3 separate regions of the Mus musculus genome follow, and all the other regions are linked to region 3. A link is a contact called in ENCODE Hi-C data. All regions are on one chromosome and are shown on one strand. The core of a region is the stretch at or near the end of the contact, and the rest is flanking DNA. Distances in the headings are between cores, read along the strand shown.

What was found. A loop is a pair of places that touch in the nucleus more often than their neighbours do.
Region 1: a loop to region 3 is called in a map of gastrocnemius, with 5 times the contacts of the local background. The contact joins the promoter of Bnip3l here to the promoter of Esco2 in region 3. A Hi-C loop is called at or near these places in 2 of 37 maps with a recorded cell type or tissue (gastrocnemius and v-Abl transformed pro-B cells).
Region 2: a loop to region 3 is called in a map of T-helper 2 cell, with 5 times the contacts of the local background. The contact joins the promoter of Cdca2 here to the promoter of Esco2 in region 3. A Hi-C loop is called at or near these places in 2 of 37 maps with a recorded cell type or tissue (T-helper 2 cell and v-Abl transformed pro-B cells).

What each region holds. Positions count from the first base shown.
Region 1 is chr14:67,007,550-67,010,249 of GRCm38, forward strand. It overlaps Bnip3l (BCL2/adenovirus E1B interacting protein 3-like), which reads right to left and starts at 1,328. Exons shown (of 6, transcript NM_009761.3): 1 at 1,139-1,328. The coding sequence starts at 1,235.
Region 2 is chr14:67,714,254-67,717,186 of GRCm38, forward strand. Cdca2 (cell division cycle associated 2) reads right to left here and starts at 1,357. Exons shown (of 15, transcript NM_001110162.1): 1 at 971-1,357; 2 at 689-752; 3 at 430-603. The coding sequence starts at 752. Kctd9 (potassium channel tetramerisation domain containing 9) reads left to right here and starts at 1,845. Exons shown (of 12, transcript NM_001111028.1): 1 at 1,845-2,131. The coding sequence starts at 2,084.
Region 3 is chr14:65,832,602-65,835,302 of GRCm38, forward strand. Esco2 (establishment of sister chromatid cohesion N-acetyltransferase 2) reads right to left here and starts at 1,368. Exons shown (of 11, transcript NM_028039.2): 1 at 1,201-1,368; 2 at 63-140. The coding sequence starts at 127.

The DNA.
Region 1 (2,700 bases), core at 78-2,577, 1.2 Mb after region 3:
TAGACTCAGTAACAGCTCTTCCCTAAACCGTTCTGGCCACCCTGGAAGCCATCCCTCTTATGAAAGACACTGCCTGACCTTTAAGCATACAAATGGCTTTTAAAGAACTTCATCTGGCCCTGTGACAACTACCACCACCCACTACCTCTTTCATTAAGACATGAAATCCAAACAGAAAGGTTGGGCAAGAAGGTCCGGCGATCTCACAACAACAGCGGACACTCTGGGGACAAGATGTCTGTTTGACTGCAACTGGATCCTGACCATCAACTTTCAATTGCTAGTACCTGTGGCCTGCGTCTGTTGTGTTGTTTACTGTATTTCCTGAAGTTCACTGCAGATTTGGCTGAAATGGACGTGATCCTAGGGCATGTGCTGGGCACCCAATCCATTTAACATAAGAAACAGCACTTGAAAAGTTACTAGTATGGTGGCTGCCGCCTGTCACCCAAGAACTTGGGAAAGTGGAAAGTAGGAGGGATCAGGTCACTCAGCAACACAACGAGTGAGGCCAGCCTGGGCTACATGAGAAGCTCTCTCAAAAAAAAAAAAAAAGAAAGAAAAAGAAAAGAAAAAGCAGTAAAATATGAATTCAAGGTTAACAGCAACAAAAAACTCACTTGAGAAACTTGGGAATTTTCAGACTAAAAAAAAAAAAAAAGATAAATGTCAGGGGCGGAGCAAGCACCCTGCACGAAACTCCGATGACCCCCTGGACCGGCGTGTGGTAGGAGGCGAGCTCCGCAAGCACACCTGCGCGGCCGCACGTCCACCCGCCACGCCCGACCGGTCGCGTCCATCCCCCGGTGTCCCCGCCGCACGTCCCATGCTCCCCCTCCGCTGGCCAGCCTCCGCTTGCCACCCCGAGTTGCGTGCGCCTCCGGCTCCCGACGCCCACCGCGACCCTAAACCTCGGCGCCCAAGGCGCAGGCCGCGAGCCAGCGCCGAGCGCCTGCTCCTAACCGGAGCGCGCCGCTGTCAGTCATACGCACAATCTCGGTCCCAACCAATGAGCTGTCGTCTGCTCCCGCCCACTCCCCCACCACCACCACCAACCCCCCCCCCCCGCCCGCACGGCGGCGGCCGAGCGGCTCCTCCTCCCCCATCCCTCCGCTGAGCCCGGCGGCCCCGTGCTCACTGTTGAGGCCAGCGGGCGGCGGCAGGGGCTGCTCCCCTTCCTCGCAGTTGTTGTTGTTGTTGTGCAAGGGCGGCGGCGGCTCGACTAAGTGAGACATGGTCTGGAGACTGGAAGCGGCACGGCCGCAGGACGACAGTATCCGGCTCTCGAGCAGCAACACAACAAGTCGAGTTCCCCCGCCCCCTTTTCTGCGTCTGCGCAGTCCCTCCCTTCGTGACGTCAGGGCCCTCCCGGACCATGTGATGACAACACAGGCAGCTGGACGGCGGGGTCGGAGCCCAGGATAGGGGGCGTGACCAGGCCGGGCTGGGCGGGGCATTCGCGAGCTGCTCGGGACGTGCGGGTGCGGAAGTCGAGCTGATACGGGCGCCAGGAAAGAATTCCTGCGAGTCAGTCGCAATAGCCGGAAGGGCTGAGCTAGGAAGTTGGCATTGGATTGAGATTAGGGAGGAGTGTGCAGCCCGGAAGCGCGCGGGGCCTGAATGGAACCCCTCCCACGCCTGCAGTATCCACTTAAGAACTCACCCGTGGCTTTAAAGAAGCAGAAAACCCCAGTTCCTCCCCTTAGTGAAACATCCATTTGTGCCTCCCACAGAATACCGTGGGAGGTACCTTGGAGCTAATCACCTTGTTGGAATTTATAACATTTTAATTGCAAAGGTAACATGTAATCACGGTTTAAAAAAAAAATCAATGGCTGGGCGTGGCGCACACTTGTTATTTCAGCTCTTTCTAAGACTGAGGCAGGAGGATTTCGAGTTCCCTGCAGCCTACGCTATCGAGCGACCCATTGCCTTCAAAAACAAATTAAAAGGGAAAAGAAAATACAGATTTACCCAAACCCTGGTTGTTATCTATCTCTGTAAATGCCCTACCTCCTGTACGCTGGTTGCTGACTCTGTTAATGTTCCTAAATACTCCTACGTCGTATCTTTGTCAAGTTTCCTTGACCCGATTTTTGTATAATGTTTTTCTCAATATTGTACTTGCCTTTTAACTTTGCTTTAATTGCAGTTGTTGAATTTTCATGTAATTGTCTTTTTTAAAAATATGGTCTGAGATACCCAAACACGGAAATACTAAATCTAGGACCAGCCAGTGAGATGGTTCTGCCGGTAAAGGCGCTTGCTGAGTAAACCTGCAGACTGAGTTCATTGCCCGGAGCTCCCGGTAGATGGGAAGAAAGCTAACAAAGTTGCCTTCTGACCTCCACCAATGCACCGTGGCATATGCCCTCCCCCTCTAAATCATAAATACAGGCACACACAATAAGTCTTTGTCACTTTGAATTGACATCCAAAAACATGATCTGGAGGGATAGCTTGGGGGGTTAAGCACACTGGCTGCTCTTGCAAAGGACTCAGGTTTGGTTCAAAACACCCACATGACAGCTCGTTCACAGGGCACTCAATGCTGTCTTCCGGCATCTGAGGGCATGAGAAACCCGCATGGTACACAGACATACGTGCAGGCAAACATCCACATGCATTTATAAAACCCCAATTCTCTGGTGAGATGACTCCGGTTAAAGGCTGGGCTGCAGCCCAGAGTTATATACTGAG
Region 2 (2,933 bases), core at 107-2,606, 1.9 Mb after region 3:
TGTGATTGGCTTCCAGTCTCGTTATCCTTCTTTATAATTGCTATTCTACAACCCAAAAGAACCCTAGCCCTAGATTTACTTCTCCATTGGGAATTTCATTCCTGAAGCTAAAGAAAATCATTATCTGGGTCAATTTTCTGTTTGGGATTTTTGAATGAGGCACACGGCCTTGTCACTTTTACCGGTTCTCAACTACCTTTCAATGCCCTCTGATTTTCATACACACTGTTTTCTAGGGTGCACACAAAGCACAACTGATTCAGAAACATTGCTCTATTTGCTGAGCTGTGCCGAACAAGCAAGTCTGCAGGGTCAGCATAAATACACACAGAAGGAGTGTCAGGCAGTACAGACATGTATAATTGGGGCCTACTACAGTTACTGTTAAATTTGAAAAAAAAAACTATGCAATCCAAGAACTTCTCTTACCGGAAGAGGTCTTAACAAAGCTTTCAGGTGTAATTCCCAACTGCTCTACGGTTACTGTGGTGAAGTCCAAAGGTGACTTAAAGGTATCAGGGGTGCAAAGATTAGGAGTCGCATCTGCTACATGCTTCTGAGGAGTCACAAACGGTTCAGTTCCCAATCTAAAAACGTCATTTTCTGAAAACGGACAGCACATTGGGGGTGTTAATACATCAAAACACTCAAATCTTCCATCTAACGAGGGCAACAGGTCACCACATACCAGAATTATTAAGGACACACTCCTTGGATTCAGAGAGAGGCTTGTCGTGTGAACTCGCATCCATCTAAAAGATGAGGAAGTTAGAGAAAAAAATGTGAAAAATAACCTCACTATAAGCCAAAAACAATGTGACAGAACTCTAAGGCAATCAATACCAGGGGACCACAGGCTGGGGCGTTCTGATTAAAGAAACGGCGGGAGGTACTATTGACTAAACAAAGCGGACCGAACTGATTTATCAGGGCTTTGCATCCCTGAACCCCGGCCGGATAGCAGGCCTACCTCTCCCGCCCAGGACCCTGCGCGTTCCCTCGGACGACTACGACAAGCGTCGCGGAGGCTCCGTTTCAGAGAGCACCAGAGGCCGGGGAAGGGAGCCGGGCTGGCCTCCTGCCGGCCGCTGCACACCAGACACACCACGTCCGGCCGAAGCGGTCAAGCTTCACTTGCCCGCCAGCAAATTCAAACCGCGGCCACGCCCCCGCGGAGGGATACCCACGAGCCGTGGACCACGTGTGACGTGGGTACCGCTCCCTCCGGGCCTCACCCTCGTGCTTTCGAACGGCGCAGGGAGACCTCCGTGGATCCCGGAAAAAACACGGCCAGCCCTAAATGACCCTGGCGAGACAGAGCTGCAGCAAAAAGGTGTCCTGGGGTCTACCAGTGAGTTCCGCGGAGCAACACTTCAAATGCCACCCCAAACCTTGGATTGGCTGCTGGAAACTTCGAAAATGAATCACTAGACCAATCGAGACAGAACCGCCGGATGGCTAGTTTACCCTATTAGCCAATCCCGATACCAACCGTTACCTCGGTGGGTGGGTACAGTAGAAGGGGCAAAAGCCTAGCGAGGAGCTGATTGGTCTATGGGACTTCGGCGTCCCGCCTCTTCCTTAGACCCAGTCTCTTTATGCAAATGAGCACTCCTACACTCCAACGTGCGCCTGCTCAGTAACGCTTAGAGCGGCCCTTTGCCCAGTAGGTTCTTCTCTGATTCGCTGATACTCCATTCCGTCAACCAGCCCTCAGCCTCTCTTTCCTTCCACCGCCGTCTAGTGTTACTCTGAGCCCACCCCCCAGCCGGACTCTGATTGGCTAAATACTGGCCGGTACAGCGTGTTGATTGGCGCAGCTCAGCGTCGGTCTGGGCGCGGTTGGGGGGAAGGGCCGCTAGCAGGCTGAGGAGCCTAGGGGCGGGGTGGGAAGGAGGATCGGCCAACCCCGGGGTGTGGGACTGAGGGTGCGTGCGTGAGGAGTGTGGGGCCGACCAGGAAGGTGGCGAAGGGCGGAGAGTCCGGGTGGGAGGCGGGAGGGGTCTCGCGGGCGCGGAGCGCGGCGGGTGGCGGGCCGGGAGCGAGGGTGGCGGCTCCCTCAGGACCCGGCGCGGGCGGCGCGATGCGGCGGGTCACGCTGTTCTTGAACGGCAGCCCGAGCAACGGCAAGGTAAGCGGTAGCGGGGGCGCGACCCGGGGACCCCCGCAGCCTCCGACAGCCCGGGGCTGCTCTGCCGGCGGGGCTCCGAGGCGCCACTGTCACCTGAGCAGCTGGCCGAGGTCCCCTCCCACCTTCCCGCTGCGCCTTCCTGTCCTTATCGGTGCTGAGTAATGCTCTGCCCGGGGAGGAGGCAGTGATCATGGAGGCGGGTGACCCTGGCCAGGTCGGGAGAAGAAAACTCCAGGGGACAGTCGAGTGACATCCTCAGAATGTGGACCTGGTCTGAACCACTTTCCTTCTCTCTCAAGGTGCCCCGGGCCCCTTGCCCCGCCACCGTGCAAACTTTTATACATGTTTTACTGTGCCGCCTTGTTTTTGATTCCTTAGAGGACAGTGACAGCAGACCTTCGGAATGACTTGATTTGACAGTAGCCTTAGCTGCATTTAGGCCTCTGTGGAGGGCGTGGTGCTAAATATTTTTCCGATGTTGCAGCTGCCTCTTGCCCCACCCTTGAAAGTTATTCTTTGGAAAATGTTGGCTGTTTCTGGCGGACTAGTAATGTGTGGTTAAATGACTGCCCCACACATACCTAAGCCTGATTAAAGTCTCAAAAGTAATGAACCCTTTTAAAGTTTCAGTTCAAGGTACATTGGCTCCACTCTGTAATTGACCAGAATACTCTGATTGCCCCGCGTATACATAGCAGAACTAACTATTCAAGGGCATTAAAGTGGTGCGGGGGAAGGGGGTGATGAGGGGTAGGGGAGCGATGTCCTTCAACCACTCTGCAGTTTTGAATAAACAGATTCT
Region 3 (2,701 bases), core at 118-2,617:
ACACTGGCAAGACTGGATTTTTTCATATTTAAAAGAGTTCATACATACAGGTTAAGACTTACCTATCATCATTATCAGCATTCAGTGTATATCGCTTCCTCTTTCTTGGAGTACAAGTTGCCATCATCTTAGTTAAATTCCTAAAGGCAGCAAATATGTCAGTTATAATAAAGTCACCAAAAGGATAGAAAACGCACCATGTCAAAATTGTTTATAAATCTTGATTCTAAATAAGTGACTGCAAATAAATACCCAAGGGAACATTGCTTTTTGAGATAGTGCTTCACATAGCAGAGCTTAGCCTCAAATTCAAACTCATTCACTCTGTCGCCAAGGATAAACTTGAACTCTTGAGCTTTCCAGAACTGGAATCACAAGCTAAGTCACCAGGCTTGGTTCCAAGAAACAGATTAAGAAAAACAACAACGAACCAACCACAGAAAGACAAACAAAACCTAGTCAGGTGTGACGGTGCAAAATGGGAGGCATAGGCAAAGGGACCCTGAGTTTGAGGCAAGCCTGGGGTACAGGGGGTCTCAAAAAAAAAAAAGCAAAGCAGTAAGCTATGTATTAGAGAAGTAAACAGTGATAAAAGGGAAGGAGGGTGGGTTGGGGAAATACTGCGCTACAGTAGATGAGAGTGATGAAAGGTGATCCTACTAACGAGGCCGGGTGGAACCCTAATTGGGGTACACTTCCCTTTAATTAAACCAGTCACATCAAGTTTTGGCACTCCTGGTAGGCCTTTGGCACTAGCCTCCTTCCATGGCTCCTCCATATTCCACTTAGCACACTTTCTGACTGACCAGCCAGTCATCTTCACAGCCTGCACGTTCAGGGAAGGCAGAGATTGCTCACACCCTTCCTGGAGGTCTGAGCGAGGTAATATGGGTGGGACAAGTCCTCCCCACGGGTCCCGGCGGGGCTCCCTCACCTCACTAGGCAGCTTGCTAAAGTCAAGCCGCGTCCCTTAGGGAGATAATTCTAGAATGTTCTTTCCTTCCTTTCCCCTTCCTTCGGAAAGGGTATGTCAGTCCCACAGAACTCCACAAGCGCGACCTCTAAGCCAACCCGAGCGTCTACGGGGCAACAGGGAAGCCCTCTCCTTGCCTGCGTGAGAGACGCTGGCACCCAGAGCGGGAGCCCCGCGGGAGGAGCAGGCAGCGGGCTACGTTCAAGGCCCTTGCCCCTTGACGTTACCTTCGTTCCTCAGTCTCCTTCTGGACCGGCGTCCACGCCTGCGGGGGTACCGCACGAAATGACCCCTCTGCACCTCAGCAAGCTTACGACCTTGCTCACAGGAACCCGGCGCTCCGCCAGTGTGTTCAAATTCACGCGCGCTACTTGAGACCAACGCTGCTGCGTACTGATTCGTCACTGCTCAGGCGCTTCCTAGAGCCTGCGCCGCGATTGGCTTCTCGCTAGTCATTGCCCCGCCCTCCGGCGAGGAGGTCTCCGAGATTCTCCCGCCCTTGAGAGGCAAAGCTGGTCAGGGGGAGGGAGTTGGGGGGAGGAGTTGGGGAAGAAGGAAGGCACACCTCCTGAAATCCTGCAATAACTTCAGGCTTCAGACCGACGCCCGTAACAGTGCATTCTGGGAATTGTAGTTTATGGCTCAGCTGAATTGGAAGTTAAATTCTGAGGCAGTTTGGTGCAAACAGCTAACGAAAAGTGACATCCCCAAGATACTGGAGGCTCTTATTTTTCATATTTGAAGCCCTATTGTTGGTTTTGCGTTTTAGAAAAAAAAGTGAGATTTTCAGTTTCCATTTTACTATTTTATTATTCAAATTATGGTGTGAATGTTTGCTAAATTTGGTTACTTTATATATTTTTAAAGATTTTATTTATTTTTTGACTATGTGCATGCCTGCAAGTGAGTATGTGTATGTGAATGGAGATACCAGCATAGGTCAGAGGAGTTGAATTCCCTGGATCAAGTTTAGACAGTTATAGGTCACCAAATGTGGATACAAGGAATTGACCTCAGGTCCTCTGCAAGAGTAGTCTGTGTTCTTAATAGCTGAGCCCAATCTCTTGAGCTGGATCCTTTACATGTTTTATTTCACGTACTCCTTACACAACCTATGAAGTTTGTATTATCATTCCTCATTTACAGAAAATGAAAACGAAGGCCTGAACACAATCACTATTTACAGGGAAGGCCTGTGGCACTCCAACTCCAATCAAGTGTCTTTTGGCAAGCAGAAATGTTCTTAAAACACTCACAGGCTTTTAAGGAGTTATTAGTGTCTAGAAGTCTCAGACAAATGTTGAAAGGAAATAAAACTTGAGACCTGTGAGTCACGTAATGTATGTCAAATAGCCCAAAGAGTTGTTTGTGAGCTTTGAAACCTGGGGCTGAGAACATAGCAGAACAGACCAGGACATGCCTGGGCAGGCCCATCGCCTCCCTATCTCCCACCCCTCTGACTTAAGTTAAATGTTAACAGGCTGCTGATGTTTAAATGGACCAATCATGTGAAACTGCGCCAATTCCTCCCCCAGTCCCACTCCTTTTCTATAAAAACCCCTAGCTTCCAAGCCACTGTCTCCTGTGTGAGATACCGGAGCTCCGCCATTAAAATACCCGTGTTGTTACATCAAGGTGTTGTGTTCTATTCGTGATTCTTGGGTGCACGCTGAATTGGGAGCTGAGTCGGGGTTTCCCCACTAGGTTCTTTCTTTTTTTTTTTCCATT